Regions from separate parts of the Homo sapiens genome. Here region 1 is linked to region 2. A link is a loop called in an ENCODE intact Hi-C map of the cell type or tissue named here. Cell type or tissue: K562. All regions are shown on one strand. Links, peaks and the distances in the headings refer to the core of each region. The heading gives the core; the rest is flanking DNA.

Region 1 (15,744 bases), core at 3,945-11,944, 500 kb before region 2:
TATTTTATTAAACATTTTTTGAAACAGAGTCTCACCCTGTCACCCAGGCTAGAGTACAGTGGTGCCATCATGACTAACTGCAGCCTCCACCTCCAGGGCTCAAATGATTCTCCCACCTCAGCCTCCTGAATACCTGGGACCACAGGCATGTGCTTCCATGCCTGGCTGAGTTTTTAAATTTTTTGTAGAGACAGGGTCTCACTTTGTTGCCCAGGCTGATCTTGAACTCCTGGGCTCAAGTGATTGTCTCACCTTGGCCTCCTAAAGTGTTGGGATTATAGGTGTGAGCCACCATTCCTGGCCTTCTTAAATTTTTAGAAGAGAGCAATATAATGTATTCATGTACCCAATGTCCGGTTTTAACAATTTCTAACTCATGGGCAATCTTACATTGTTTTTTAATTTTTTAGTATGATAAAATATATACAGCAGAAGGCTGGGCACAGCAGCTCATGGCTGTAATCGCAGCACTTTGGGAGGCCAAGGTGGGGCAATCACTTGACCCCAGAAGTTTGAGACTGCCCTGGGCAATATAGTGAGACCCCATCTCTACCAAAACACACAACACAATCTCATATACATATACATACACACACACACTCACATACTTATATATACACACACACAAAGCATAAAATTTGTCATTATGATGCCTCTTTATTTTTTTTTTTATTTATTTTTTAAGAGATAGAGGTCTCTCTGTGTTGCCCAGGCTGGCCTCAAACCCCTGGGCTCAAGCTATCCTCCCACTTTAGTGGGCCACCACACCCAGCAATATTTGTCCTTTATGTGTCTGGCTTATTTCACTTAGAATAGTGTTTTAAGGTTTCATTCATATTGTAGCATGTATCAGAACTTCATTCCTTTTTGAGGCTGAATAATATTCCATTGGAAATACACACACACACACACACACACACACACACACACACACACACACACACACACGCCCCCACACCCACACCCACATTTTATAAAAATCCACTTATCTGTGATGGCTGTTTGAGTCATTTTCATCTTTTGGATATAGTGAATAATGCTGCTGTGAACATTCACATGCAAGCATCTGTTTGAGTCACTGTTTTCACATCTTTTGGGTATCTACTTAAGCAAAGAATTGCTGGGTCATATGGTAATTTTATGTTTAGCTTTTTGAAGAACCACCAAACTTTTCCATAGCAGCTGCAACATTTTATACTCCCACCAGTGATGTATGAGGGTTCCAGTTTCTTCACATCTTCACCAACACTTGTTATTTTCCTTTTCTTCAATAATTATAACCATACCTAGTAGGTGTGAAGTGGCTTTGATTGGCATTTCTCTAATGATGACTAATGATACTGAGCATCTTTTCATGTGCCTCCAGGCCATTTGTACAATGGAGAGATGTCTATTCAAGATTATTGCCCATTTTAAAATTAGGTTGTTTGTCTTTCTGTTGTAGGAGTTGTTTCTGTATTCTGGATATTAAACCCTTATCAGATGTGTGATTTGCAAATATTTTGTTTCATTCCCTTGTCTTTTCATTCTCTTGATCGCGTCCTTTGCACAAAAATTTTAAAAATATTTTAATGAAGTTCAATTTATTTTTCTTTTACCACCTGTGATTTTAGTGTAATATTTAAGAAATCATTGCCGAATCCAAGGTCATGAAGGTTTTGCCCATGTTTTCTTCTAAGAACTGTATAGTTTTAACTTTTTTTTTTTAGATGGGAGGCTTGCTTTGTTGCCCATGCTGGAGTGCAGTGGCTCAGTCTCAGCTCACTGCAACCTCCACCTCCCGGGTTCAAGTGATTCTTGTGCTTCAGCCTCCCGAGTAGCTGGGACTAAAGGTGCCCGCCACCACGCCCGGCTAATTTTTGTATTTTTAGTAGAGACGGGGTTTTGCCATGTTGGCCAGGCTGGTTTCGAACTCCTGACATCAGGTGATCTGCCTGCCTCAGCCTCCCAAAGTGCTGGGATTACAGGTGTGAGCCACCGCACCCTGCCAGTTTTAGCCTTTTAAATTTCGTCCTTTAAAAATCCCTTTTTACTCAATAACACTTTTGTAAAAATCAGTTGACTATAGAGATGTGAGGGTTTAATTCTGGTCTCACAATTCTATTCCATTGGTCTATATGTTTATCCTTACATCATTACCACACTTTTGATTACTCTAGCCTTATGGTAAGTTTTGAAATTGGACTTGTGGAATTCTCCAGCTTTGTTCTTTTTTTCCCCTCAACTTTGCTGTTTTTTGTTTTTGTTTTTTTAAGAGATGGGATCTTGCTCTGTCACTCAGACTAAAGTGCAATGGCACTGTCATAGCCCACTGCAGCCTTGAGTTCCTAGCCTCAAGCAATCCTCCTGCCTCAGCCTCCCAAGTAGCTGGGATTACAGGCATGAATCACTGTGCCCAGCAGTTTTGTTCTCCTGCTTCAAGATTGTTTTGGATATTCAGGGTCCCTTGAAACTCCATGTGAATTTTAGGATGGGTTTTTCCATTTCTGCAAAAAATCCACTGGAATTTTGAAAGGGATTGCGTTGCATCTGCGTATTGCTTTGGGTAATACTATCATTTTAGCAATATCATATCTTTGAATCATGAACCTAAAATGACTTTTTATTTATTTATGTGTTGTACAGAAAAATTGAAATGGAGATCTTCTTTTATTTCTTCAGCAGCGTTTTGTAGTTTTCAGTGTAAAGTCTTTTGCTTCATTGGCAAAATTTATTCCTAAGTGTTCTTTTTGATACTGTTTTAAATGGAATTGCTTTCTTAGTTTCCTTTTTGGATCGTTCATCTCTGGGATATAGAAATACAACTGATTTTTGTGTGTTGGTTTTATGTCCTGCAACTTTACTGAATTTATTAGCTCTAACAGGTTTTATTTGTGAAGGTTTTCTATGCATAAGATCATATCATTGGCTGGGCGTGGTGGCTTATGCCCGTAATCCCAGAGCTTTGGGAGGCTAAGGTGGGCGGATTGCCTGAGGTCAGGAGTTCGAGACCAGCCTGGCCAACAAGGTGAAACCCCATCTCTACTAAAAATACAAAAACTTAGCCATGTGTGGTGGTACATGCCTGTAATCCCAGCTACTTGGGAGGCTGAGGCATGAGAATCGCTTGAACCCAGGAGGCAGAGGTTGCAGTGAGCCTAGATTACGCCCCGCTACTCTAACCTGGGCAACAAGAGCGAAACTCCATCTTAACAAAACAAAACAAAAAACCATATATATATATATATATATATGTGTGTGTGTGTGTGTGTGTGTGTGTGTGTGTGTGTGTATATATGTATATACACATGTGTATATACATATGTGTGTATATATGTGTTTATATATGTATATATACATATATGTATATACATTTATATGTGTATATACACATATATATGTATATATCATCTGCACATAGAATAGTTTTACATCTTCCTTTCCAATATGGATGCCTTTTATTCTTTTCTTGCCTAATTGCTCTGGCTAGAACTTATAGTATTATGTTGAATAGAAGTGGTGAAAGTGGGTGGCCGGGCGCGGTGGCTCACGCTTGTAATCCCAGCACTTTGGAAGGCCAAGGTGGGCGGATCACGAGGTCAGGAGATTGAGACCATCCTGGCTAACACAGTGAAACCCTGTCTACTAAAAATACAAAAAAAATTAGCCAGGCGTGGTGGCGGGCACCTGTAGTCCCAGCTACTCAGGAGGCTGATGCAGGAGAATGGCGTGAACCCGGAAGGCAGAGCTTGCAGTGAACCGAGATCGCGCCACTGCACTCCAGCCTGGGCAACAGAGCGAGACTCTATCTCAAAAAAAAATAAATAAATAAGTAAAAGAGGTGGTGAAAGTGGGTATCTTTGTCGTGTTCTTGGTCTTTGGGGAAAAGCTTTCAGTCTTTCACCATTAAATATGATGCTAGCTGTGGGTTTTTCATATATGCCTTTTATTATGTTGAGGATGTTCTTTTCTATTCCGGGTTTATTGGGTATTTTTTATTATGAAAGGATATTGGATTTTGTCAGTTGCTTTTTCAGTATCCATTGAAATGATCATGTGGTTTTTTTCCTTCATTCTATTAATGTGGTGTATTACATTGATTGCATTTCATATGTTGAGCCACTCTTGTATTCCTGGGATAAAACACCACTTGATCATGTTGTATAATTCTCTTAATATGCTGCTGAATTTTGGCTTGCTAGTATTTTGTTCAGGATTTTTTGCATGTATATTATAAGAGATATTGGTCTGGAGTCTTCTTATAGTGTCTTTGTCTTGCTTTGGTTTCAGGGTAATGCTGACTTCATAGAATGAATTAGGAAGTGTTTCCCTTCTCTTTGGTTTTTGTGAAGAGTTTGAGAAGGATTAGTGTACTGCTACCCTTCTTAACAGGCACCTTGCTGGCCAGTAAGTGCCTGTTAAACTCCTACCTTTTTGGAGCTTTGGCTTTGAAGTTGGGCCAGGTGAACTTTTCCATACTTTTTTGTTTTGACACTTCCATCTTGGCCGCCTGTCTGGGCAGCCAGCCATTCTGATTATGCAGCCTGGAAACTGCCCTTACAGGGTCAAGTTGCTAAGTTGGACTTTAAGACTGCGGCTTTTTCCATGTGTTCTCTGTTTCCTTTGGCTGATGAGTGTATGGTCTGATCTTGGGTTTGCTGAACAAGAACAAGGCCTCTGAGCCATTCAGGAGATCAGAACAAGTCAGCTGATAAGGGAGTAGGTTCTGTGCTGAAAATAATGTATTTTAAAGTGTTTTCTCAGATATTTAACATTTCAGGGTGAAAGATTCCATTGAGCACAGTTTTCCATAATTCTAAGTTCACATGTGATCATAGAGGTGGCCACACACACTTCTTTCCAAAGTAGTAATTTACATATGTATGCCATTAGGTTCTGCTGCTTTCACTTCCACTCAACAATTTTTTATGCATCTGCTTTTAAAGATAGGGGTCTCGCTATTGCCCAACCTGGAGTGCAGTGGTGTGATCATAGCTCACTGCAGCCCTGAACTCCTGGGCTCAAGCCATCCTCCCACCTCAGCCTCCTGAGTAGTTGAGACCATAGTTGCATCACCATGCCCTGCTAATGAAAAAAAAATTTTTTTTTTTTTTTTGTAGAGACAGAGTCTTACTTTGCTGCCCAGGCTGATCTTGAACTCCTAGCTTCAAGTCATCCTCCTACCTAGGCCTCCCAAAGTGCTGGGATTACAGGTGTGAACCATTGTGCCTGGCCAGCACCTGTTTTTATGTATTACCACAGTCCATATTTTTACCTATTTTAATGGCAGTGTTATTTTCCATTGTACTCTTCCAAATGGTTCTTTTTAGATTATTGATTTTATTAAATCAATGGCTATTTTTTGAGTGCCAGGAAAAGTGCTGGGCAATGAGGAGACAGTGGTATGTTACACAGACAATTGTCCCTCCCGCTGTGGAGCTCCCAGTCAGATGGATTCTAGTTATAGGCCTATGAAATAGAGCTTCACTGACACCTAAAACAGCCCTGGAGAGGATGAGGAGTTTGTGCAGTCCCTAGCTCTGGTTCCTATTGCTGCCTTCTAAAATGCGGGGGGACGTCTTGGCAGGACAGTGTCAGTTCTGCTTGTAACTGTGCTCTCAGCAAAGCACAGGATGGAAACCCTGTGACCATGGCAGAGATGGCTCTGAAGTGGAGCTGCCGCAGCAGGGAGAACTGCTGTTTCCTAGGCAATACTCTGCTTAATATTTTTAGCATGTGGTCATGACAGAACTAAATGTGGTTTCTGATCCCAAATTGGTAATAAATGTAGCCATATTTAGAGTCAGAAACAATGCATTTAAAATCCTCTGCTCCTTAATTGTCCTGCCAAGTACTGAGTTTAGGTTTCTTTGTTTCTTGGCTACCTACCCAGCTTCCTACCATCCCTTGTAGAAGGTGCCCGGATTTTCTCTGGGCATTCGGTGGGATTGTGAAAGCCGTGAGTTATGGCTCCCTGAGCTGTGTTGAGAGGCATCTGATTTTTGTGTTTCTGCCCACATATGTAAATGTGTACATTTTAAAATTCATCTCCCTTTCAAGTTTTTAAGGATCTGGTATTATAAATAGTCTTGGGCTCTCAGGCATGTTAAAAATAAAATGTTGCAGTTGCTGACTTACCTGGAAGACATAGTTGATACCAACATGGTAGTAGCAAGTCCTGTGCTTGGTGACCCATCCTCGTATTGTTGCTAAGTGTTTCTGTAAGTAAATGCTATTTTCTTGGGGCTCCCCAATTAGTTTAAGGAGTACCCTAATTATTGCCTAGCTCATTATTACAAAGTTGTAATTAGTGTCTTTTTTTTTTTTTTGAGACAGAGTCTTGCTCTGTCGCCCAGGCTGGAGGGCAGTGGCTCGATCTCGGCTCACTGCAACCTCCGCCTCCCAGGCTCAAGCAATTCTCTTGCCTCAGGCTCCCGAGTAGCTGGGATTACAGGCACCCATCACCACACCTGGCTAATTTTTGTATTTTTAGTAGAGACGGGGTTTCACCGTGTTGGCCAGGCTAGTCTTGAACTTCTGCCTCAAGTGATCCACCTGCCTCGGCCTCCCAAAGTTCTGGGATTACAGGCATGAGCCACTGCACCCAGCCTCAACTAATTTTTGTATTTTTTAGTAGAGATGAGGTTTCACCATGTTGGCCAGGCTGGTCTTGAACTCCTGACCTCGGGTGATCCACCTGCCTCAGCCTCCCAAAGTTTTGGGATTACAGGTGTAAGCCACCATGCCCGGCCCCAACTAGTTTTTGTATTTTTTAGTAGAGATGAGGTTTCACCATGTTGGCCAGGCTGGTCTTGAACTCCTGACCTCATGTGATCCACCTGCCTCAGCCTCCCAAAATGCTAGGATTACAGGTGTGAGCCACTGCGCCTGTCCTTTTCTTTTTAATAATTATGCTGTCTGAGACTAAGATGTGGAAGGCCACATTATCCACTGAATGTGAACAGGACATCATCCACCTGAGGCAAGTGACAATATCTTTTGTATATTCTGTTCCATAGTATGGTGCCCAGTGTGCTCAAGGAACTGACATTAATGCTGAAATTATCTTTGTGTGGTATTTGCTTTTAGAGTGTGAGTGCTGAATGCTTGCAATAGAAATGGCAAACAAATTGTACTTACCAGTTAGCAGATAGTTCCTTTAGAACTATGGACTGGAAATCATACCTTCTTCCCTATTTTAGCCCCTTTAAGAGGCCCTGATGTTTTCTGGAAGCTTAGAGACATCAGGGGAAAGGAAAGATGAATTCTGATCTCTCCTCCCCTCGAACCCTGACCGTGGTATCTGGATGACTGTGGTGTGAAAGTCCCTGGTGTTCTTTGGGAGCAGGCTATAGAGAAAGCCCATCGCACATACTGTCAGGAGATCCAGTTACTATTTTAAAAGGGGAGGGAAGAAAAGCCCTGGGACCCTTAGTCCCTGGATGCTAGCTGCATCTGTCTACAGTGGTCCCAGCAGTCTAGGTCAGCTGCATTTGCCCCGGCTGTTCCTACTCTCCCTGACTCCCCCTTAGAGGTAGGAGAGTGGCAGCAGGAATTTGGAGACAGGCCTGAGTCATCAGGAAGCGGGACTCTGAAGTGTTTGATGTCAGTCAGCTGGCACTGATGCAGAGCCAGCCAGCATCGCTTAAAGGTTTCAATGGAAATGTGTCTGTAACCACCCAGAGTATAGTCCAGGTGTGTGGGCTGACTTGTGGCTCAGGGAAGCTAGTCTCCAAAGAGGGGCTTGGTTGTCAGAACAGAAGACAGTTCTGTATGGGGGTGAAGCCCTCGCTGCTTTTGCTTATCCTATTCTTTGCTCAGAATTTTCTCTAATAATAGTAGTGAGAGCTATAAGCTTTATGAGCCCTCATTTTGTGTCAGGCACTGTGCTATATGCTCTATGTCATCTCATTTAATATAGACAGTCATACTAAATAGTTACTATCAAGTCCTCTTATAGATGAAGGGGTTGAAACTTGTAGAGGTTAAGCATCTGGCCCAAAGTCACACAGCTAGTAGGGGAGACTTGGCTCAAAATCCAGAGCCTGCATTCTTCCTATTACACTGTAGTGGGTTGGAAGGGAATGGAGCTTCTTGTAACCTTGGTTGTTATCAGACATGGGCTGATCACTCCCGGTACCTCAGGCAGGGTCAAGGATCAGGTATAAGGAGTAGGTCCCCTTGTCTGTATCTTGCTAGGAGCTTACAGTCTAGGACCTACTGGAAAGTACAGACTAGGACCTGAGTATTCCTCTGATTCATCTGGTCAACTGCTGGTATGCTTAGGCAAGCCCCATTCACCAAAGAAGACTCCGTCTTTGTCTGCCATGTAGAAATACTTCTGTCTTGTGTATTTTCTGCATGGAGGGGCGAGGTGTCAAGTTCTTGCCAGACAGTTGGGTGTGTGTATATACGTGGTGTGTGTGGTTGTGGTTTGTGTGTGTGTGTGTGTGTATATGTGTGTGTGTGCCTGGCACTGGGCTCCATGAAGGGGAGCAGGGATGCTTTTGCTTCGTGTATAGCTAGGAAGCTTGAGTGATAGGAGTTTAAGGGATCAAGTCACAAAGGAAGCCTGGCTGCAATCTGAGTCAAGGGATTTCTTCTTCCTGAATGCCTGTGCCTATGCCTTGGCTGGTCTGTGCCAAGGGCATTTAGTAATCAAGGTGCCTGTGTGTGGTATGTGTGTGTGTGCGCGTGTGTGTGGTGTGTGTTTGTGTGTGGTGCAGAAACTAGAACATGGTAGAGGTGGGTCTTTCCACAAGAGGGCCCCAGTAGGCTCATTTAAAAATTTCTGTCCTTTCTACATATGGCTAGCCAGTTTTCCCAGCACCCATTCAGAGGTGGGAATTGAACAATGAGAACACATGGACACAGGAAGGGGAACATCACACACCGGGGACTGTTGTGGGGTTGGGGGAGGGGGGAGGGATAGCATTAGGAGATATACCTAATGCTAAATGACGAGTTAATGGGTGCAGCACACCAACATTGCACATGCATACATATGTAACAAACCTGCACATTGTGCACATGTACCCTAAAACTTAAAGTATAATAATAATAAAATTAAAAAAAAAATTTCTGTCCTGACACAAAATGTGCCTTTTTATTTATACTGTTGCAGAACAAATAAAATGATGAGTCCAGTTTCTGTGGCTGATTTCACAGACCCCTCGAGAGACAGCACGGCTATGGAAAGAGCATGGCTTTGGGGCCAAACTGGCTTTGAATTCTGACTCTACTGCTCTGTGGCTGCATGAACTCTGGCACGTTACTTAACCTCTCTGAATTTTGGTCCCCTCATGGGTAAAATGAGCAGCATATTGGAACCACCTCAGAGGGTTGTCGTGAAGAGTAAATGAACTAATACTTTGCTTGCAACATGGAAAGTTCTCTATAAATGTTGACTATAATTATTATTTGACAGAATTAATTTTCCTCTGGGATGCCCAGATAGTATATTTGAATGCTGGGGGAAGGGGTGGCACTAGGGTATTTCTCTGTCTCCGCCATGGCGGAGTTATTATTACATTTCCACAAAGTGGAAGGACTAAAGCCTCCGGGCAGTCTGAGGCATGGCTGAGAGCCCAGAGAAGGTAGAATTGTGTCTGATGGGAGTTTCTTCTTAGAAATTTTACCTCCCTGCCCCCTCCTTCTGCTGGAGTGACTGATGCCCATCATTGTCCTGAGGTCATGTGTGTTGTGGGGTAGCTCTTCATCAATCATAGGAACTTATGTATGGTATTGAAGAATCCCTCTGTTGCACCCATGGAGGAATTTTTTTTTCTCTTTTCTCATTAAGACTTTAGTGAAATGTTGAAAAATCACATTTAGAAATGTGGCCTCAAATCTTCAAAATTTAGTGGACCCATTGAGCCTTTTGGAGTGGCCTACCCTTGTGCCTCTATGTCTTCATCTGTGGACACTCTTTTGAAGGGCCCTCTGACTGCCTCATTGCCAAATCCAGTGACTGATCTCCTGACATTGTTGCCTACAACTGGATTTTCTCAGGATTCTCCACTCTTTTGACCTGTGTAGGTCTGCACTAATCATGTGGCTGCTCCTCTGGTTTCCTTGCTTGCTCCCTTTTCCTAACGTGCAGCCATGAGTTGAAGACTATGCTTGGTCCGCTGTCCTTTTCTCTCTAAGGTTTCTCCCTAGAAAGATAGTCGCTCTGCTCCTGTTGCTTTGATGATCACCTCTGTGTTGATAGCACTGAAACTCTTGCCCTGCCTTAGCCCTGTCTACCTCTTCGTCTTCAACAGGTATGAGGTTGCCACAGCCTTCCTGGATCCATTGATAAGTTCCACGCCTAATGGCATTGAATTCCAATTGTTCTCTATGTAGGTATTGAGTGCCTGCCATGTCTTCTGGGTCTTTAGCAGTCCAAATAAAGATTGAGCCTTAAGCTCACTTCTAGCATTCAGATTCTTTGCAAGCTGTGGCCAAGTAGGAGAGATCTGGAGAGGGCCAGGCTAGGCTTTTTATTCAGTCACTCTGCTTGTCATGTGATTTCTTTTTTTTCTAATTTTGAGACAGAGCCTCACTCTGTCACCCAGGCTAGAGTGCAGAGGCATGATCTCGGCTCACTGCAACCTCTGCTTCCTAGGTTCAAGAGATTCTCCTGTCTCAGCCTCCCGAGTAGCTGGGATTACAGGCGTGCACCATGACACCCGGCTAATTTTTTTGTATTTTTAGTAGAGATGGGGTTTTGCCATGTTGGCCAGGCTGGTCTCGAGCTCCTGACCTCAAGTGATCTGCCTGCCTTGGCCTCCCAAAGTACTGGGATTACAGGTGTGAGCCACCATGCCCGATTGTGTCATGTGATTTCTTTTCATTGGATGCACTAACTTTTGTCGCTGTGATTGCAGTTTTTTTTTTTTTTTTTTGCTAGTTTGTTTAGCTCCCTTCTTGAAGATCTGTATTCTTCTCTACTGGAGTGGGAATGGAGTAGGTCGTGTTCCACCTCTGGGAGTACAGAGAAAGGGCTAGGAATGCTCCTCACTGCCCTTCCCATTTCATCCCATCCCATGTTGTCTTCCTTCCAGGTGCCTATTCCCAGCTGGGCCTGTGGAGCCCTTCTTGGCTCCCTGTGCCCTCTGGCAGGGCTAACATCTGTACTGCCACTGTTCTCCCTTGCAGGCTGCACGGTGGATTTTGTAGCTCTCTGTAGCTCTTTGTAGCTCTCTGGTTAGGCAGAGGCTTGGATCCATTGTGAACCCTCTACCCTCCAACAGCCTCCTCTAATAACCTTTTTTCTTGGGTGCCTTGGGTTTGTTGAGAGCAGTCCCTCTTTGCTTGGCCCTAGGCATGACTTCAAAACATAGGGGAGATATTATCCCCATTGTACAAATGGCCACTGGCTCAGGGATGTTCCAGTCCAGCCACCTTGCCAGCTGGGGGCTGGACTAGTTAGAAGCCACATTTGTTTTGCTGTTCAAAGACTTTCCATTTAATTGCTGTCTGCCTCTTGACTTTCTGTTTAGTATTGTCTCAGGCGGGAAAAGCTTGTTTGCCTGACTATTACAAACTTGTTTTTCTTGTCCTTCAAATTATTCTTTAAAATTCCATTTCTTTTCTTAAGCCTTTGCACGTTGTTCTCCCTTGTCAGGGGCGTCCTTTCAGTGTCCTCTTTGCGTTGTTTCTCCAGCTTCATATTTGTCTGCTTAAATTAGGTAGTGCACTTCTGTTTGTGTAGAGGTGAGTGACTGTATGTGTGCATATGAGTTTGTGCAGCCCATAAATAGTAATGAATGTGTGTCTGTGGAAGAGCTCATCCTCTAACCTTCAGTTTGTAAAGCAGGTGATTGTCTTACAGCTGTTCCTGCAGCTGGCAGTTCTGCATGTTGGTGGCTTGGCTCTCTGGATGCCAATATGCTAGGAAAAGCACTGAGTGGGCTGGGTCTGCCTTGGGGCTCAGCAGAAAACTGCCTCGGGTTTCTCCATTTTCAGCCAGGAGGGTCATCCTTTAACATTTATTTCCTTTACCTCCTGGGAGTAGCTACCCAACAAAAGGCTTTGGTCCTCATTTGAGGCATGGGTCAGCTGGACAGTGTGTGGATCTAACAGGGAGCAGGAGCTTTGGAGAGTAGTTGCCTGGCCTGGCTCTGATGGGCTGCGGGTCCAGGGCAGCAGTCATCATTTCCATTCCAATGATGGAGTGGGCCGGGCACCGAGGCTCAGGACTGTAATCCCAACACTTTGGGAGGCTGACATGGGTGGATCAGTTGAGCCCAGGAGTTCGAGACCAGCCTGGGCAACATGGTGAAACCCCATCTCTACAAAAATAATAAATTTTAAAAAGCCAGGTATGGTGGCACACCATATCTGCTACTCGGTAGTAGTCCCAGCTACTCAGGAGGCTGAGATGGGAGGATTGCTTGAGCTTGGGAAGCAGAGGTTGCAGTGAGCTGAGATTGTGTCATTGCACTCCAGCCTGGGTGACAGAGTGAGGCCCTGTCTCAGAAAACAAACAAAACAACTAATAAAAAAATGGAGTGATGATTAGATGCTAGGTGCTGTACCCAGTACTTCCTATTCATTGCTTTATTTAATCCTCGCTACCAACCTTTGAAGTAGAAATTCTTAATGTACCTATTTTATAGGTGAAGAAACTGAGGCCTAGTGAAGTTGTGTCCAAGATCACATAGCTAGGAAGTGGCAGAGCCAAGAATTGGCCTTAGGTCTGTCTGACTTCAAGTCCATGTGTTATACTACCCAGTGTTTTTGTTTCTTTTGTCTCTTTGCTTCAGTTTCTTCCTTATAAAATGGAAGTAGGAATTCTTGCCCTTTCACTTTTCCCAGGAGATTCAGGAAAACAAATACATGAACATACAGTGTAGGTTAATAACATGAGCATTTTATAAGATGGAATTCCAAGGGCTCCATGGCAGGCTACTGAGTTGGCTTTGCTTGTCCAGGACACTTAGAACCTTTTCCAGTTCTTTCTGTGCTCTGGTCCTGAAACTCAGCTACTGCCCATGGGTCCTGCCAGGTGTGTCAGAAGCTGCCAGAGACCCAGCAATACTGCTCCCTCTCCCTTTATTGGCTTCTTGCCATCCTCATCCCATTCTTTTGTTTTCCATTCTGGAGAAAAGACATTAAGAAGAGACGTCTTGTTTACACAGGGCCCAATCCCCACCCCCAGTCTTGTCTGAATTGTGTGGAAGACATGAGGCACTGAGAGAGGTGGGGGCCGAGTGGCCTCCTCCCACCTGCTCCCCAAACATCTGCTCTGGGCTGCAGTAAGCTGGCAATACAGATTGGTGAGTGCATCCAACCTCTATTTAAGCAGAGGTACAGCCTACAAATGGACACTTTTGATAGAAAAATGGGCATCTCAAGTACCTTATTGTCTCTTCTGTCCCAAAGCCCAAGGATACTTAAGGAAAGAGTTACCGGTGAGACACTGAAATAGTTTCCCCTTTCCTGGACAGAGTGATGGTATTTTATGTCAGAAGAGGGCCATAAATGTAAAGATGTAGGTCTGTCCTCCATTGAAAGCCAAGGATGATGAGAAGGATTTTTTTTTTTTTGCAGGGTATGCAGGGGCCATTGATCAGGTGAACCCAGAGTTTATGGGTGGCAAGTGGTTTGGGAATGGCACTATCATCAGGCCAGGTGTGCCAAACTGTGCCTCAATGGGATGCCATGACTTTGGCTTTACTTATGCCAGGGACCGCAGCTGGCTTTTGCCACTGCTGCTGCCTCTGTCCCTGCTTGTGATGGTGGGCCATCCTGGCAAAGCATAGCTGTGTGCCACTTCCCTTTCCCCCTTTCCCTTCTCCCTCAGCTTTAGCATAAAGCCCAGGGCAAACTATGCCTGCCACTTCTTGAGTAAGGACCAAGACCAGGTGACGTGGCTGCAGGCCAGGCCTTAAAAGGACGGAGAACACTGTTTTCCGTGCCTGCATGCTGTAGTTTGTACTTGCTCTTGCTCTCTGGATGCCCCTGTGAAGCCTGAGAAACTATCTCACACCTTTCTCCCAGCCTCACCTAGGTCTCTCCTCAGTCCTCTCAATCTCCCCATCCCTCTCCCACTGCCCACCTCAGCTCCATGTTCTTGTCCTCTCTTTCTCTCTCTCATTCTCTCTCCCTGTTTTGTGGAAAAATATATAGAGGCAATAACTGGGTCAGCTGTGCAGTCCATGTGGAATTATTGAGGGAAGATGAAGGATCCACTTGTGAATCCACCTCTCATCCTTAGTATTGGCAGAAAATGTTTCTGACAGTGTTAGCGTGTGTGCAGGAGACAGAGATGGCTGGGAGCCCTGTGGGAGCTACCATTTCTCTCACCCTCCACTCCTCTTCCCACTCCAAGGAGTGGGGGAAGCTGCTGTGTGTGCATCAGCTGCCCCTGACCTCTTCTTCCTCAGTCCCTTCTGGGCCTCCCCCTTCTGCTCATTTGTCTTCTTTGCCCTTGACTATTTCCTTCTCATTTAGCTCTTCCTCCTCTTCTTTTTCCCCAGCACCAGTTTCGTTGTTGATCCCTAGCTGTAAGAAGGAAGCTCATAACTGTGTGTCTGTATGTGTGTGTCTGTGTGTGTGTGTGTATACACATGAGTATCTCATGGAAGGGGAGGGATATCTGTGGCTTTGGGTTAATCTTTGTTTTGTTGTATGTTGTCCTGATAATGCTGTGAGTCCCCCACTTCTATTCTTTATTCTTTTTCTCCCCACAGCCAAGGCTGCAGCGTTAACAGAAGTATAGAGCAGTATAGGCAGCTCTAGGGTTGTGCCCTCTCAGGAACCATCTCCCTAGGCCTCCCTAGCCTTCTCCCTCCTGTTGTGGTGACGCCTTGCCCTTGTTCATCCTCACCCAGCCTGGCCCCTCTCCTGCTCACACCCAGGGATGGCCAGTCACCTATCCAGAGCCTGGTGTGGTGCTGTGAACTCAATCCCTGTCTTTCAGTGTGATTGGTGCCCCAGGGAGCCAGGTTGCTGGGGGAAGCTCTCGTGGCACTCAGCCGTTCCATTTTGTCGGCAAAAAAAGAGGGGGGGAGCTGGCAGAAAGCTAAGGCTTTTGCTGCTGGGTGAGTGTAGCAGCTATTTTTAGTACCCGAGCCTTTGCTTTTCCATTTGGCTGTGCTTTTTTGCACAGTGGCGGTCCAGCAGGGCTGTTTTCCTTCATGGCTGCAGATGTCCTTAGGGAAAGTTTCTTCCGACCCCTGAGAAGATGTGGGCAGGGCAGAGGGGTAATGACTTCTGAGAGTGGGTTCAGGCACGCTTTGGGTCCCACTGCAATCATGCCACAGGTCCAATTTGTTAAGGTGAAGCAGGGAGGAATGTGGCAGGAGTGGGATAGAGAAAAAGTAAACACCGCATTCTTCAGAGGTGCTGCCCTGTAATTAACTCACTTAAGCCTCAATTGAGTAAACTGCCTAATGAGGTATACTGGGGCTGAGGGATAAATATTAAAACCTCTTATAAGGGTCTGGGCTAATACTGACACATCCTGAATTTTCATAAGGTTTTCTTGTTTGTTTTGCTTGTTTTATTTTGTTTTTCTTTCCTAGATCATTTGCTAATTTGGATTAAGTTTTCTTGACGTCTATCCTAGTTTACTAGAATATTTTCACTATTCCAAATAGAAACTCTTTACCTATTAAGGAGTAACTCTCCATTTCCCCTTTTCCTTAACCCGGTAACTGCTTTTCTACTTTCTATCTAAATGAATTTGTCTGTTCTAAATATTTCATATAATTAGAATCATACAATATCTGAGCTTTTGTGTCTGACTTATTTCACTTGGGATAATGTTTTCAA
Region 2 (15,744 bases), core at 4,406-12,405:
CCGGCTGGAGTGCAGTCGTGCGAAGCTGGCTCCCTGAAGCCTCAACTGCAGGTGTGTTATGTGTCCACCATTTACTGATCACCCCATCTGAAGACGGTCCCCCGGCCCTGACCTATTACTTTCTATCTTAGCGCCCTGTTTGTTATGGTACTAGGTATAATTCATATTATTCCATATTGTCTTGTGTCTTCATTTTTTGTGGGTTTTCACTCCTGGAGTGGAAGCTCTGTGAAGGCAGGGGCCACATTGCCTGGTCAACACTGTATTCCAGTTACTTAGCATCAAGCTTCACACATCATGGTGTTAGTTAAATACTCTTTGAATGAACTGAATGCATGGAGCCGGGGTGGGGTGGCTGCCAAAGAGAAGGTCTTCAAAGCTGAGGCTGACTCTGCCTGCTCCCCTGTGGCAGCCCCATCTGCAGACAGCAGCTGGGCAGATTCCTCCTTCCCTAGGAGACCAGGCTTATGACCCCGGGGGAATTGAGAGGCCTCTCCAGACCTTGGCCTCCTTCCTCTCCCTTGGGAAAACTCCAGTTGTGACCCCTCCTAGCTGTCCCCGGAGCTGCCTTCTGAGGACCAGGGGTTAATGGTCAGTGTTTATCACCTCCCACTCCCTGACAAGATCCCCAGGTCACTGGAAAGCTTGGCCCAGCCCAAACTGATACCTTGCATGGGCCAGGGACTCAATCTGGGGACAGCAAAGAGGGACTGAGGAGGAAGCTCCTCCACGCATTATAATATCCATGAAGTGAATGCAAATGAACTGAAAGCACCTTTTGAATAAGCAGCTTTTACTGAGGGAGCTGCTCTAATCCCTAAATGGCTTTGCTGACAGGGAGGAGCTTCCCAGTGGTGGAAGGGGTGGGAAATGGGGACACACTGTCAGGAACCGGCTCTGCAGCGCCCTTGTCCCTGCACTTTTAGATTCCGGACACGCTTCTTGTGGCTAATGGAACTCGGAGATCTCTAACCTTGGCCTCCATATTCCACTCCCTGCCCCCGCCCCCAGAGTCTGCGGAGCCCAGCTTCTGTGTTTCCAGGAGGCTGAGGCTGCTGGGTGCTGGGTCTCAGTGTCGAGTGATTCTCTGGGACTGGAAGCAGCTGAGTGTGCCTCCAGTGATGTAGCCCTGTGGGCTCTCTGGTGACCATGTGAGACATCCCTGGGCCTGTGTGTAAAGGTGTGTGGCCGTGTGCACCAGTGGGTTTGTGTCCATTTACACACCTCCTGGAAACAAGTGTCATTGTGTTTGTGCCTCTGTCTGTCCCCACCCCCACATCTCCATCCATCTGTATTCCTCCCCAGGTTAGCGGGGGCTGGCCTCAGCTGGGGAATCATGCTTTTTCAAGGACTAATGACTTTTATCAGAATGATAATGAACTGATGACACAGGGAGGCCCTGGGCTCTGGAGAGAAGCCAGAGAAGGAGCAGTTGGGGACAGAGAGGAGGCTGGTAGGGTTGGGAGGCTAGAGGACTATGCCTCCCAGAAAGGCCAGCCAGCTCCATTCCTCTTTCAGTGGGGGAAGGAGACAGGGACAGAGGAAACCCAGGGGATGTTGGAAACACATTCTCCATTTCCCTTCCCTGTCCCGCCTGCCTCTTCCTGAACCTTCCATTCCCTGCTTTGCTATTCTTCTCGCCCTCCCAGAGGACTCCCCTTGACTACGGGGCTGTGAGGCTAAAGCTGGCTATTCCCCTCTCCCAGTCTCCTTCACTCTAGCCCTTACTCAAAGCCAGGTCCTGCCCAGAGATGGAGAGGGGAGCTGCTCCTAGAATTCTGAGTGGGCAGAGACACATAGGTGGCCTGAGCAGGTCTTAGAGGACCAGAAACTTGAAAGCTGCCCCTTGGGCATGAAGCTTGTCAAGGCTAATTGGCCTCAATATTCTTTCATAATGAGTGTAGGGCCAGGTGAGTTGTCAGTGGGGAAAGGAGAGGAGAATTCAGAAGCTCACAGAACATCCACACCAGGGACTTGGGAGATCACAAAACCAGGAACTGTTCTCATTGGTCAGAGAAGATAAGTGATACCAATCTCCCAAAGGTTTCGGAGAGATTTCAGGCAGAGTCTGCAGCATGCAGGGGCTCCCTCACTGGAAAAGCTCCTTCACCTGCTGCAGAGAGGCAGCCACGTCTCCCCAAGCCGGAGCACTCTGGCCTCTAGCACAGCCTGGCATGCAGTGAATACTCAATAAACATCAGCTGTTGTGGATATTAGCATAATCTTCTGGTGGAAAGTCTCTGAGGGTGGTCCCTGCAGAGAGGGGTAAGCTTCTAGGACCCTGGGATTCACAAGGAACGGGGACAGTGCAAGGCAGGCATGGTACCAAGAGACCCAGCTTAAAGACCAAGGAGGCAGGCATGCCGGCCCCCACTGTGGCCTCTCCTTCTCCTGCCCCAGTCTTTCAGGGTCATCCTCCCTCTGGGGCCTGCAGGGAGTCCTCCCTCTGTCCCAGGCAGGCCCAGTGACCTTTTGCTCAAGTCTGCAAATATATTCTTGTCTAGTCTTGGAAATGAAATTGTGCTCAACATTTGTATAGGGCTTTTCCATTGCCCAGCCCTTTACAGACATTAGCTAATTAAATGGAGGAGGGATAGAGAGGAGCTGGCCTCTGCAGTCAGGGACCCCAGGCCCTTCTTACCTGGGCCCCAGTCTCACTCCTCCCTTCTTTCCTGCAAGATTGGCCTTACTCTAAAGAGAAGGCAACTCCTGAGGAATTGGCCACTGAGTCAGAAAGCAAGGGAAGCTGGGAACTTGGTAATCTGTGGAATGTGTAAGGGTCTTCCTGAGGTCATCCTGTCCCACAGCCACACCCAACAACTGGCTTAGTCTGAAAGTGCAGTTCTGTGTCTGCCATGAGTGGGTCAAACACACAGGGCACACAGCTGTGTGGCCTGTTCTAGGGATGGGGCCAACCTCTCACCCCATCTGGGAGGCACAATTGTGGACAGCTGCTCCCAGCCTGGAGCGAAGCATGGAAGCCTCTACCTGCCGCGGTCTTCCTGACCAGGAGGATCGGAGGGGAGCCATCCAGTGTCAGCAGAACAGCTTGCCCTGCCCTCCCCTCCATCTCCACCCTCCTAGAACTGCCCTCCAGGGCACAGCAAGTCAACTCTCACCTGGGGAGGGTGGGGGCGGATTGGGGGGCAGGGAGAGATACCAGTTACGGAAACTGACATAGACATAGGGAAGAAATAGGCCATATTTCGAACTGAGACTGTGGGAGAAAGGAAAGGAAGAAGACTAGAAGGAGAGATGGAGGAAAAAAACATCTTCACGGGGTGCCCGTAGTGTCAAAGATTGAGGATTTCTTCGCGGAGCCGCAGGCAGCCCCATGTTGGATTCCTCTAGCCTGAGAGAGCTGCCCCTCCCACCCCACTGCCTGTTATCCCTCATACCCACGAGGGACGGCATCACAGGTGCCCACTTCACAGGCATGGGCTTCTTCACGGGGCAGGCGGTGCACGTTTTCCTCCCTGATCCCGTCAGAGACTGGAAAGTGGAGACTCGCTCTCCTTCCACAGCCTGGCTGCACTCGGCTCACCCTGATCCCATCAGTCTGCCTGGAGCCGATTGGAGAATCAGCAATTCTGGAGACCCCGCCAGGTCCAGCAGAGGAGGACCTGACCTCCCCGCATCATAATTATCTGTCTCATAAAAAACAGGCATTGAACTTCATAAAACCAATTAGGGCTACAGGGCCAGGTCATGGTAGCAAGTAGGAATTTAGCTCTGGTGACAGTGGCAGTCAACTCCAAGGACAGAGCAGTATGTGACAGCTCCCTCCTCTCAGGCCCAGCCCTATAGGCCACCCAAACAAAGCTCCTGCAGATGCAACAGAAGAGGTTGAGGTCAGACCCAAGGAAGGACTGGCAGGGGCAGGAGCACTGGAGTGGTTTCTTCCCTTTGTGACAAGCAGCCCAACAGAGCCTGAGTCCTCCCTCCACAGCCTTCTCTGGTTCCAGAAAACCTCAAGAGCTTCCCATCATGTTACCAAGGCAACTGTAGCCCTGCAAGATTCACAGTGAGGATGGAGAGAGAGCGGGGACTGACAGGAAGCCCAGACAGAATGCCAAGGTGGAGGCACACATCTGAGACTGAGCAGGGAGGCAGGGGCTTTGGGCCACAGCAAGCAGCCCCTGCCTTTCTGTTTGGGCTGTTCCAGGATCTGTTTTCCTGCAGGCTGTGAGTTTGTTTTACAAACCCCAGTCCCCTGTGGGCGAGAAAACAGCATCAAAGCTTCCTTCCCTGTCAGGTGGGGATGGAGTGGGGGCAAAGGAGGGCTCCTCCACAATTTCCCAGCATGCCAGATGCTGCAGCTCCTGGCCCAGCCCACGGGCAAGGGTTCTCCTGCTTTCAAAGGCCAACGGGACCCTCCTCCATCACCACTGCTTGCTCTACCATGGTCCCCTTGGGAGGCAATCTTGCCAAGGAATCAGCAGCACAGGCTGCTGATTGGTTGGAATTGGAGAGAAGAGTGTTTGGCTCCTGGCTTGGTCATTTTCTAAGACTCCATGACCTTGGTGAAGTCACTTCTTGCTCAGATTGTTTCTTTAGCTGAAAATCGGGATAATATGATGAATTCTTAGGATTTAATAGTACCATATACATCATGTGCTTGCACCAAGACTGGCACTGTGTCAATTTTTTTTTTTTTTTAAAGCGGTTTGGGAGTCTCTCTGAGCCTACTCTGGCTTGGGAGCCTGCCTGATTTAAAAAATAATAATAAATTAAATAAAAAAGAAAAAAAAAGCTGTTAAAGGCTGGGCATGGTGGCTCAGACCTATAATCCCAGCATATTGGGAGGCCAAGGTGGGAGGATCGCTTGAGGCCTGGAGTTTGAGATCAGCCTGGGCAACATAGTGAGACCTCATCTCTTTTTAATTAAAAAATTTTTTTAAAAAGCTGTTAAAATGTTATCATTATTATTACTATTCTGATTTTTATTATCATTGCGTGTGCCTCTGTTTACTTGTCTGTAAGATAGAAATCATGATTAGACCTAATTCAATGAGTAGTTTGCAGATTTCATGAGACAAAACACGTAAAATGCCTTGAACAGCACCTTAGCCATGGGAAGTGTCAATTAATAGGAGTGATCCCTATACTCCCCTCCTTACCCCCACCCCAGGCCTTCAGATTACCTACTGGGGAGCCACCACCAAACTGGCCCAAACTCCCAGTTCCCTAAGTAGTAGGGGCTATGAAAACGAGGTTTCTGGAGCTGTAGTCAGGGAAGCCATTCCTTTTTCCTTTTTTTTTTCCTCCATCCCTGCCCTCTGCGGAAGTCATTCCTAATTGCAATGCCAGTGAACTTCAAAGTCACTCCTGTCTGGGAAGGAGGCTTTGATCTCTGTGCTTCCTCATTTCTGTCTCAAGCCTGAGGTCCCCTGAACAGGCCGATGTCCAGCTAATGCCCAGTGTCCTGGAGAAAAGGAGTAAATGTTCGTTTAGAATGGAAAAAGTTTTGCCCCTATACAGAGGGCCTGGTATCAGGCTTGGGGTGGGGGGACACACAGGAGGATGGATAAGGTCTGCACCTCTTCCAGGTGCCTAAGTTCCCTGTCTTCTGTTGGTCCAGCTGAGGCCTTATTTCAGCAAGGAGATCTGAGATGTGGCTGAGGAGGGTGGACTGCTCCCAAATCCTCACTGCCTTCTCCTCTGAAAATACCAACACTCCTCTGGGCCCTGTCATGCTTTTGACCTTTGAGAGGGATGAAGAAGCTGATTTGCGATGGGCTTTGAACAGATACAGTTTCCTCATCCTTGGCCCTTCCCACAGATGTGCACCTCACTGGTCCATTCCCACACTGGTTTCACAGGTGGGTGTCTCAGGGGTCTGCAGTGTGTGCCGTGATCTGCAGCTGGGAGAATTTAGAGGAAACCTCAGGGAAAACGTCCTTGGTGAAAGAGCTGAGAGACGCAAAGAAAAGGCTACAGGCCCACGCAATTTTCTTCTCTTCAGATTTTCAATCAGAGAAGGCCTCTTCCCTACCCCCTACTGCCCTAGAGAGCTCCAGAGTTAATGCCTCAGTAGGGCTGGGCTGGAGCTGAGGCTGGGTATCCACCCGTAGCTGTCAGGACCCTTAGGGCATTTTAAAAGGGTAGGGCAACCCCACACCACCCCCAAGGCAACCCTGTGGCCCTGTGGGATGAGGTAGACCCCTGAAGTCCTGAGAGTTTCTACAGAGCCAGGCTCTAGGGCAGGGGTGTCTAATCTTTTGGTTTCCCTGGGCTACATTGGAAGAAGAACTGTGTTGGGCCACACATAAAATACACTAACATGGGCCAGGAGCAGTGGCTCATGCCTGTAATCCCAACATTTTGGGAGGCTGAGGCAGGTGGATCACCTGAGGTCAGATGTTCAAGGCCAGCCTGGCCAACATGGCGAAACCCTGTCTCTACAAAAATACAAAAATTAGCCGACATGGTGGCACGAGCCTGTAATCCCAGCTACTCGGGAGGTTGAGAGACGAGGATCACTTGAACTGGGAGGCGGGGAGGTTGCAGTGAGCCAAGATCATGCCACTGCACTCTAGCCTGAGCAATAGAACAAGACTTCATCCCCACCCCGCCCCAAAAAACAAAAAAACCCACTAACACTGATAGCTGTGAGAAAAAAAAAAATCGCAAAAAAATCATGTTTTAAGAAAATTTATGAATTTGCATCGGGCTGCATTCAAAGCTGTCCTGGGCCACATGTGGTCTTGGGTTGGCAAGTTTGCTCTGGGGGAACAGATGACTTGGTCAGATGGAAGGGTGTAGACATAGGGATGACTTGGGCATGTCCCAAGTACAAGTCCACAGACTCCAGACTTGGCCTGTGCCCTCAGCTCTGCTGGCAATGCCTTTGTTGGCAGCCCAGAGGTCCCATCCTCCACACCAGCCACCACACCCAGGACTGCTCCTCATCCTTTGGACAGAGAGAATTTGGAGGTGCTAGAAGCCAAAAAGCCAGCCTTTTCTTTTGGGGCTGTGTAACCTGATACAGGCATCGTACCCCCCACCCCATCCCCCTAAGCCAGTGCTCATGCAGGCCCTGTTACTGGAAGGAGAAACTCCCAAGTGTGGGAGGCTTTGGGGTGACAGGGTGGGGAGGAGGAAGCCCGAAGAAGACAACTGGGAAGAAAGTCCTAACAGTGTCAGCTCCAGGTAAGGAATGTGCTGCACCCTGCCGACCAGCTCAGTACTCTAGGCTCAGCCCATCCCCATCTGATGGGGCCAGGAAGAGTCACAGAGGACTGTGAGATCTGGGAGAAAGAGAGAAAGCCATTTTTTTTTTCATGATGAAGAAGGTGGTGAGCAGGTCATGGGCAATAGCAACACAGATTAACCTGGGAAAAAGTTCTGAAGAAAATTGGGACATTCAGCTCTGCCAAGACAGTCAGACCAGGGTGAGCTACTGGGGGCTGGCAAATGGTCAGGGGTTACACTGTCCCCAGCCTAGGACCCAGCCAGCCTTGGCCGTGGCCCCAGACAAAGACTTGCCCCACTTGCTGATCTCCCAGAGGCAGAGGCCAGATTCCTTCCAGCCCAGGGAGTCTCTGGACAAGTCATAAAAGTGTTTCCTCCAAGTCTCTGTCTGGTCCTGCTAGAAAAAAATTGTCCATCTGTCAGTCTGCAGGTGAGTGGGGCTGGGTGCCGTGACTTACGCCTGTAATCCCAGCACTTTGGGAGGCTGAGGCAGGAGGATTGCTCAAGACCAGGAGCTCGAGACCACTTAAGCAACATAGACCCCACCTCTACAAATAAAAATGTAAAAATTAACCAGGTGTAATGGTGCGTATTTGTAATCCTAGTTATTAGGGAGGCTAAGGTGAGAGGATGGCTTGAGCCCAGGAGTTTGAGGCTGCAGTGAGCCATAATCGTGCCACTGCAAGCTTGGATGACATAGTGAGACACTATCCCTTTTTTTTTTATGGTGTGGGGGGATGGAGTTTCACTCTTTCGCCCAGGCTGGAGTGAAGTGGCGTGATCTCAGCTCACTGCACCCTCCGCCCGCCAGGTTCAAGCGATTATCCAGCCTCAGCATCCCAAGTAGCTGGGATTATAGGTGCCTGCCATCATGCCTGGCTAATTTTGTACTTTTAGTAGAGACGGGGTTTCGCCACGTTGGCCAGGCTGGTCTGGAAATCCTGACCTCCAGTGATCCACCCGCCTTGGCCTCCCAAAGTGCTGAGATTACAGGCGTGAGCCACCACCCCCTATCTCTTAAGAAAGGCCGACGCTATCTCTTAAGAAAGAAAGCAAAGGAAGAAAGAGAACGAGGTGACCGCACCAGTCACCTTCAGATTGATGGATGAACAGACAAAATTTCCGATGTTCCCTGAGCCAGGGCTAAGGCATCAGCCCAGAATCCTCTTCTCGGATGACTCAGGAGCGCCCCCTTCTGTCTGGTTTGGCTGAAACCAGTGTGGGGGGCGGGGAGAAAGAATGATTAAAGTAGATTCTAATCACAATGCCCAAAGACAGCCGCTGCAGGAGCAGGCCCTACCAGAAGGGTCCTCACTTTAGGCTGCCCCCCGATACTGCCACAGCCTGAATCAGAGCTGGACTTCCTCAAGGGGGATCAGGGACCAAGGAGGAGAATGTCTAAAGCGCAGTCGACCTGAGAGGACGCCTAGGCTGTCATACCTGGGCCTGGCAGCCTGGCCTCTGGGCACATGCCTAGAGCTCTGGAGGCCATCCAGCCTGCAGATGTCCCCAGCTTCATGAGAAAAGTCATGGTCTGTGTAGAAAGACCAGGCTCTTCCTCTGAGCCTAAGAAAGAAAGGGCTGAGACAGTCAATTATCTCAGGGCTATGAGTGTGTTGTCGGGGGATCAGCCAGCCATGGGAAGCACAAGAGGGGAGATGCTGCTTCTCCCCAGCAACTGCCCCCAGAGCCAATGAGACATGTTTCCCAAAGGACCTCCAGCTTCCTGTGTACAGGTGCAGAAGAGACCCGCAGACTCCTCTGGTGTTTAGTTCTAACATTCCATAACCTACAGGATTCTCTCTCCTGGACCATCTGCAGCTGCCCTTTCCCAGTTTATTCGTTAGTCTGATTTTTTTAAATTAATTAATTTATTTATTTGCCATATAGAGTCCACATTGGATCTTCAGTCTGATTTAAATCCATCTTGCTGCATCTGAATGACAGCTAGAAGAGAGGGAGGGGGAAAGCAAAGGGGATGCTGAGAAACTGAGGAGGAGAAAGACAAAACAAGGAGAAGGAGTGGAGAGAGAACTGAAGGAGTGGAGAGAGGAAGACCCGAGCAAGTACCTGAGAGGAGCCATCTGCCCGGTGGAGAACAGCTTCTGCATTGTCCCTAGTCACTCTCCCTGTCAACACTTCATAGCTGCAAGTCCATGCTCGCACTACATGTAGGCGTGGACACACACACATACACACACACATCACATACTTAGGCTGTGGAGAAGGCCTGGCTGTGTGTGGGGCTTGAGGGGCAGTCTGCCCCCTCCTGAATACTTATCTTCTCCTCCTCACACCTCCCCACCCCTCAGCCTTCCAGCACTAGTTCTTTGTGCTTTCAAAGCAGCTCCCTCCCAGAATGCTACCTCCAGGAAGTGCTGAGCTGAGAGAATGGGGGAATGGAAGGAAGGGGAGCTAGTCCTCTTCCCCCGACAGCACTGCTCCATCAAACAGCACCCCCTCCTCCCCTCACCTCCACCTCTTTCATCACTGCCACTGACAGCTGCAAAATCAGCCCTCCTCATCCTGAGCAGTGGACTGCGGGGATGTGTCCGTCTATTTCCTATCCACTTCCTGGGGCAGAAGACAGCTGGGGACGGAGGTAGAGAAGCAGCATCCCCATCCGTGCCAATACCGTCTCCCTCCCTTCCCCCATAAGTAAAGAAAGTCCTCCAGCCAGGCCCTAGAAGTAGCGTGCAGTCACCCCAGCTTTCTAAAATCCCTGTCCACAATGCCCCCGGCCCTGTCCTCCCAAGGTAGACTCTATTTCTCAGACCTTGGAAAGTCGCTCTAGGATATCTCACCCTGAAAGACAGATCCACTCTTGGAATGCTGGGAGACAGTGATGGATTCGCCCACACACTAGCAACCTACTTCCATTAACTTCTATGTCCAAATAATTTCTTTAAATCACAAGGATGAAGCTGGGGAGGGGAAGGCAAGCCTGTGACATCAATCTCCAGCAGGGATTCCTCCTTCAAACCTGGCCAGGGCAAAGCAGGAAAAATACCCAGCACATTCTTCTGGGACAAAACTATGGAAATGAGCCCCCACCCCACCCCGCCACCCACAGTGCCTCTTCTCACCTAAGTTCTTGGCCACCCTCTCCCTTGGTTCTGTGGAAAGACAGCACAGATAGAGGCTTTTCCACCCCTTCCTGGAGGTTTCAGGGCTCCGGCTGCTCCTTGGCAAGGTGCGGGCTGCCTCCTGGGGCATCCCAACCCCCCTAGCAGCCAAGAGAGCATCTCCTGCATGACCAGTGCCCAGGGTGACAGAAAGGGCAGGGCATGAGAAGGATAACTAAAAGCTAAGAGCTGTACCTCAGCTACCAATTTACCATTCCTTCTCAAATTACCCCAATTACTGCCCTCATTTTACAAAGGAGGAAGTGGAGACTTAGAGGGTCTAACTTGTACAAAGCTAGCTGCTAGAAAGGGACAGATCCGAGTCAAGCACAGGTCTTCCATCTCCAAAGTCTGCCTTTAGGGAGATCATGTCCTGGTAGGGAGGGGGGAGCAGGAAGCAGGTGACATTTCAATTGCTTAGTGTTCCCATCTACCCTTGGCTCTGGAACACAGGTTCATCAGCTCAGACCTACTGTTCTAGCCCCAGCCGGGCTTACCCTGCCTGCTGCTAATCCAGCCTCCAGCTGGGAGGTTTGGACATCTTGGGGATGGGCCAGGTGGAGCCTGGAAGGCAGAGGGGACAGAGAAGGGAAGAGCTGGCATTTTGACAGGGCCCAGGAGCAGGCAAGGGGAAGAGAGCTGGGCAGATGGGCCTGAACCGGCCATGTGGGGAGGCTGGGCCTTGAGAAAAGTGTAGGCATAATGGGGCCTGGCTGAAACACGGCTTCACCCAGTTGGCACTTCTTGCTTCCTTCATTGTCCCTATTGCTTTGAATTGTCTGCTTTAGATGTGATTCTTTTCAAATGGGCACCTTCCACCTACAAAGGGACTGGCATGGGGAGAGATTACTGATGTCATAGTCTTCTTCCAGTAGCAACAGCAGGCTAGGGAACTGGCAGCCCAGACCACAACAGGAGCAGTTTGTGATGTTCTGTTGCAGCAGATTGGAGAGGGTTTCCCATGGCTCAGACCTGAGGCTGAGGAACCAGAATAGAAAAGGCAGGAGAGAGGAGGCCCTGAGCTCTTGGACAACCATCGGGCTTGTTGGTGGCCTGGAATACAGGTGTCCATATAGGCTTTCCCCTCCGAGTAGGAGAAAAGTCAGCACTGTCCAGCCCTGTGGCTCTGATGACAGTGGTGGCTTAGTGTGGTGGCTTTGTGTGGTGTCCCCCTTAGAGGTGCTCTACCTCTTCCAGGCTCTGAAGTTCCCATAAACGAGGGGAGAATGAACAAGAACCAGTCACTGGCACTTGATGGTTTCTCTTATGTTGTTTCTCTTATGTTGTTTGCAACCTCCGCCTCCTGGGCTCAAGTGAGCCTCATGCTTCAGCTTCCCAAGTAGCTGGGACCACAGGTGTGCACCACCACACCTGGCTAATTTTTTTGTGTTTTTTGTAGAGATGGGTTTTTGCCATGTTGCCCAGGCTGATCTCAAACTCCTGAGCACAAGCAATCTGCCCACCTCGGCCTCCCAAAGTGCTGGGATCAAGAGTATGAGGCACTGCACCCAATCTGTTTGTTTTTTCTTTTTTTTGAAATGGAGTCTCGCTCTGCTGCCCAGCCTGGAGTGCAGTGGTGTAATCTCAGCTCACTGCAACCTCCACCTTCTAGGTTCAAGCAATTCTCCTGCCTTAGCCTCCTGAATAGCTGGGATTGTAGGCACGCACACCCACGCCTGGCTAATTTTTGTATTTTTAGTAGAGACGGGGTTTCAGCACATTAGCCAGGCTGGTCTGAAACTCCTGGGCTCAAGTGATCGGCCTTTCTTGGCCTCCCAAAGTGTTAGGGTTACAGGCATGAGCCACTGCACCCAGCCTGTTTGTTTTTTCTATAGTCCTTTTTAAAGCATGACTCCATGTCCTTCTGAAGCAGAAACTCACCTCCTGTCTCAAGTGTTTCATTGAGTGGGGGTGGAGTGGGATATCTTTCCTTTCCAGAATCTGGGAGAGCTGCAGTGGTTTGAGTTGTCTAGTGGAACTGCCTTAGTCAGTTCAGGCTTCTATAACAAAATACTGTAAATGGAGTGGCTTATAAACAACAGATTTTTTTTTCTTTTTCTTTTTCTTTTTTTTTTTTTTTGAGAGAGAGTCTCACTCTGTGGCCCAAGCTGGAGTGCAGTGGCGCCATCTTGGCTCACTGCAACCTCTGCCTTCCAGGTTCAAGCAATTCTCTTGCCTCAGCCTCCCAAGTAGCTGGGATTACAGGTGTGCACCACCATGCCCAGCTAATTTTTGTATTTTTAATAGAGACAGGGTTTCACCATGTTGGCCATGCTGGTCTTGAACTCCTAGCCTCAAGTGATCTGCCTGCCTTGGCCTCCCAAAGTGTTGGGATTACAGGCGTGAGCCACTGTACCTGACCAGAAATTAATTTCTCACAGTTCTGGAGACTGGAAATCCAAGATCGGAATCAACTTCTGGGTGGGGCCTTCTTCTTCCTTCAGATGGCCAGCTTCTAATTGTATCCTCAGCTGGCTGAGCACAGAGAGAGGAGGCAAGCAAGAAGCAGCAAGCTCTCTCAGGACTCTGGTTTTAGAGACCAGGTCTTGCTCTGTCACCCTGGCTGAGTGTAGTAGCACAAATAGCTCACTGCAGCCTCCAACGCCTGGCCTCAAGCAATCCTCCTGCGCTGGGCTCCTGAAATGCTGGTATTACAGGTATGAGCCACCATGCCTAGCCCCGTTCATGAATGAGGGCACTAATCTCATTCATGAGGGCCCCAATGACCTCATCTAATCCTAATTACCTCCGAAAGTCCCCACCTCCTAATATCATCACATTGAGGGGTGGGGTTTTAACATACACATTTAGTTGGGGACACTTAGTCTGCAGCAAGGACCAAACACATCATGTCAAGAGAAGCAAGAGGCAAATACTTCGAGACTGGCCTTGATCCTTAGAATATCTGGTTACTCTTAAATAAGGGCTCTCCAAATACTCCCTCTGTAGATCAAAGCCAAAGAACCCAACTCATCAAGAGTGGCTGCAGAAGGTGCAGCCCACACAGTCTGAGCACTAGAGGATCCCTAGGTATCCCCTAGATTCCAGGTCAAAGGCCCTCACCCCCTATTTGGTGACAGACTCAAGTACGAGCTTGTGGATTTTGAAATGAAAAGCAGTTGGTGCGGGAAGGAGTCCTTTGCACATAGAGGTGCTCAATAAATGCTGGATGCTGGGAGAAGAACATGCTCTAAAGGAGGCCAATGTTCTGTAATTTGAGGAGAGAAGAGGAGGCTGAGTAGGACTGGGGGGTCTTGCTACTTCAGCCAAGGTAACCAGGGAGCCTCCTCTGCACCCCTACCAAACTGGAGGTGGGAGGACAGGTTATCATTAGGTCAGATCAGCCTCCTAAGCCGGCATGAATCATTCTCAGGCCACCGCTGAGCCTACCTAGTCTCTGGTCTTGTCTAGACACTTCCTCTCCAGCTGAGGCTGGGAAGCAGGTGCAGTCACTTACAGCCTCACTCTTCACGGTGCTGCCATTAAGGACCCTGATTAGTAGAGCCCCATGCCGGGTTGCTAATGGGTTGAGGACATTAAGCATAAATGCTTTCCCAGATATGGGCTTGACCAGAGCCCAGGAAGAAACAAATATTTTAATCTCAAAGAAATAGCATGTAGGAGGGGAGGGGTTCCCTCTGCTTACTCGGCATCTGTTGTCCTCCCATCTTCCACCTGCCACACTTGCTGCCATTCTCAAGTCCCGGGAATTCCCTGTCCAGGCAGTGGGGTTTGTGGCAGGGGAGAACAGATCTTCACTCACCCAGGTGTATGAGAATGGAAGAGATTCTCAAAGATTTAGAGGGAGGGGGATTTTGTGGACTGCCTTGTCCTATAAACCTGATGGTCAAGAAGTCCTTGACATTGAATTTGGATGACTCTTGTGATAACTCAAGCCTACTTCCCCTTGGTTGGGGAGCTGGAGAAAAGGACTGAAGATCATGAGGGACATCTTTTGACCCAAACAAGTTGCTTTAGGTCAGTGATTCTCCCAACGTGGTTGGGACCAGCAGTATTGGCATCCGCATCAGCTGGGAACTTGCTAGAAATGTAAGCTCTCAGGCCTACCCCAGACCTACTGAATCAGCTCTGGGTGTGGCATCAGGCAAACTTGTTTTTTTGTTTGTTTGTTTTTGAGACAGTCTCACTCTGTTGCCCAGGCCAAAGTGCAATGGCATGAACACAGCTCACTGCAGCCTCGACCTTCTGGGCTCAGGTGATCCTCCCACCTCAGCCTCCAGAGCAGCTGTAACCATAGGCACACGCCACCAAGTGTGGGTAATCTTTTGGTATTTTTAGTAGAGATGGGGTTTTGCCATGTTGCCCAGGCTGGTCTCGAACTCCTAGGTTCAAGTGATCTACCCACCTCAGCTTCCCAAAGTGTTGGGATTACAGGTGTGAGCCACTGCACCCAGCCCAAACTTGTTTTAACAAGCCTTCTAGTGGTTCTTATCCACTTTCAAGTTTGAGAACCACTGCTCTTGGCTCTCCCTCTCGGACTGAAGGGGAATGTCAAGAGAAGGAAGAATTATGAGGGATGCAGCAAGCAGCCTCATCCAAAGAAAAAAAGAAACTGGAACTTTCCCAATGTGGAAATCTCGAGCCAGGCCTCAGAAGAGGCCTCTGATCCTCTGCGGCTGTAAATGTCAGAGCAGTGTCTAAGTGGCCCTGTGAGGAGGGAGTTGGGGGGAAAATAACCAAGCATGACCTTTTGCATTTTGCCCAGAGCAAGGAAGGATAATGGAGCAATCTTTTCAGGTCATTTATCTCCTACTCAGCCTCAGCTTTTCTCAGCTACCTTTCCCTCCAGCTGGGGCCCCCTAAAGCCTAGCCCTCCTTTCCTTCTCTTCCACCAGCCCTCTGCAGCCCTCTGGCCAGGCCCCTTCCCACCCCCGCAAGCCCCCAACCCCAACCCCCACCCCCGTCTATCTTTCCCCCTCCTCCATCAAATGAGAACTGGTTCAAACTGTTTCTTTTTTCTTTCTTTCTTTTCTTTCTTTCTTTCTTCTTTTTTCTGTCTCTCCCTCCCTCCTTCCTTTCTTCCTTCCTTCCTTTCTTTTTCTTTCTCTTTCTTTCTTTCTTTCCTTCTTTCTTTCTTTCCCTTCTCTCTCTCTTTCTTTCTTTTTTTGAGACAGAGTCTTGCTCTGTCACCCAGGCTGCAGTACAGTGGCGCAATCTCGGCTCACTGAGACCTCTGCCTCCCTGGTTCAAGCAATTCTCCTGCCTCAGCCTCCCAAGTAGCTGGTATTACAGGCACTTGCTACCACACCTGGCTAATTTTTGTATTTTTAGTAGATTCAGGGTTTCACCATGTCTGACCTCAGGTGAACACCCACCTTGGCCTCCCAGAGTGCTGGGATTACAGGCCTGAGCCACCGTGCCCGGCCTCAAACTGTTTCTTAAGCAGACCAGCAAGGAACGAAGC

Evidence for each region. Peaks named below come from ENCODE experiments on the same cell type or tissue, not always from the same donor. Only the 100,000 strongest peaks of a DNase experiment are listed, where the experiment ranks them.
Region 1: it touches region 2 in a loop (5-fold over the local background); 5 of 110 quality-filtered maps call a loop at or near these places.

The regions. Positions count from the first base shown.
Region 1 is chr5:139,130,834-139,146,577 of GRCh38, reverse strand. The region is part of intron 1 of SIL1 (SIL1 nucleotide exchange factor); the gene reads left to right. Among named protein-coding and RNA genes, the nearest start is that of SIL1, 60 kb to the left of the region's middle. In K562, for the core only: a CTCF peak has its summit at 8,732 (motif pointing right); a DNase peak (open chromatin) is centred at 8,727.
Region 2 is chr5:138,634,655-138,650,398 of GRCh38, reverse strand. No RefSeq gene overlaps it. Among named protein-coding and RNA genes, the nearest start is that of HSPA9, 67 kb to the right of the region's middle. RefSeq lists enhancers at 8,305-8,384, 8,395-8,474, 8,044-8,597, 8,598-9,151. In K562, for the core only: CTCF peaks have their summits at 7,183 and 8,391 (motif pointing left); a DNase peak (open chromatin) is centred at 8,378; H3K27me3 peaks cover 4,746 bases.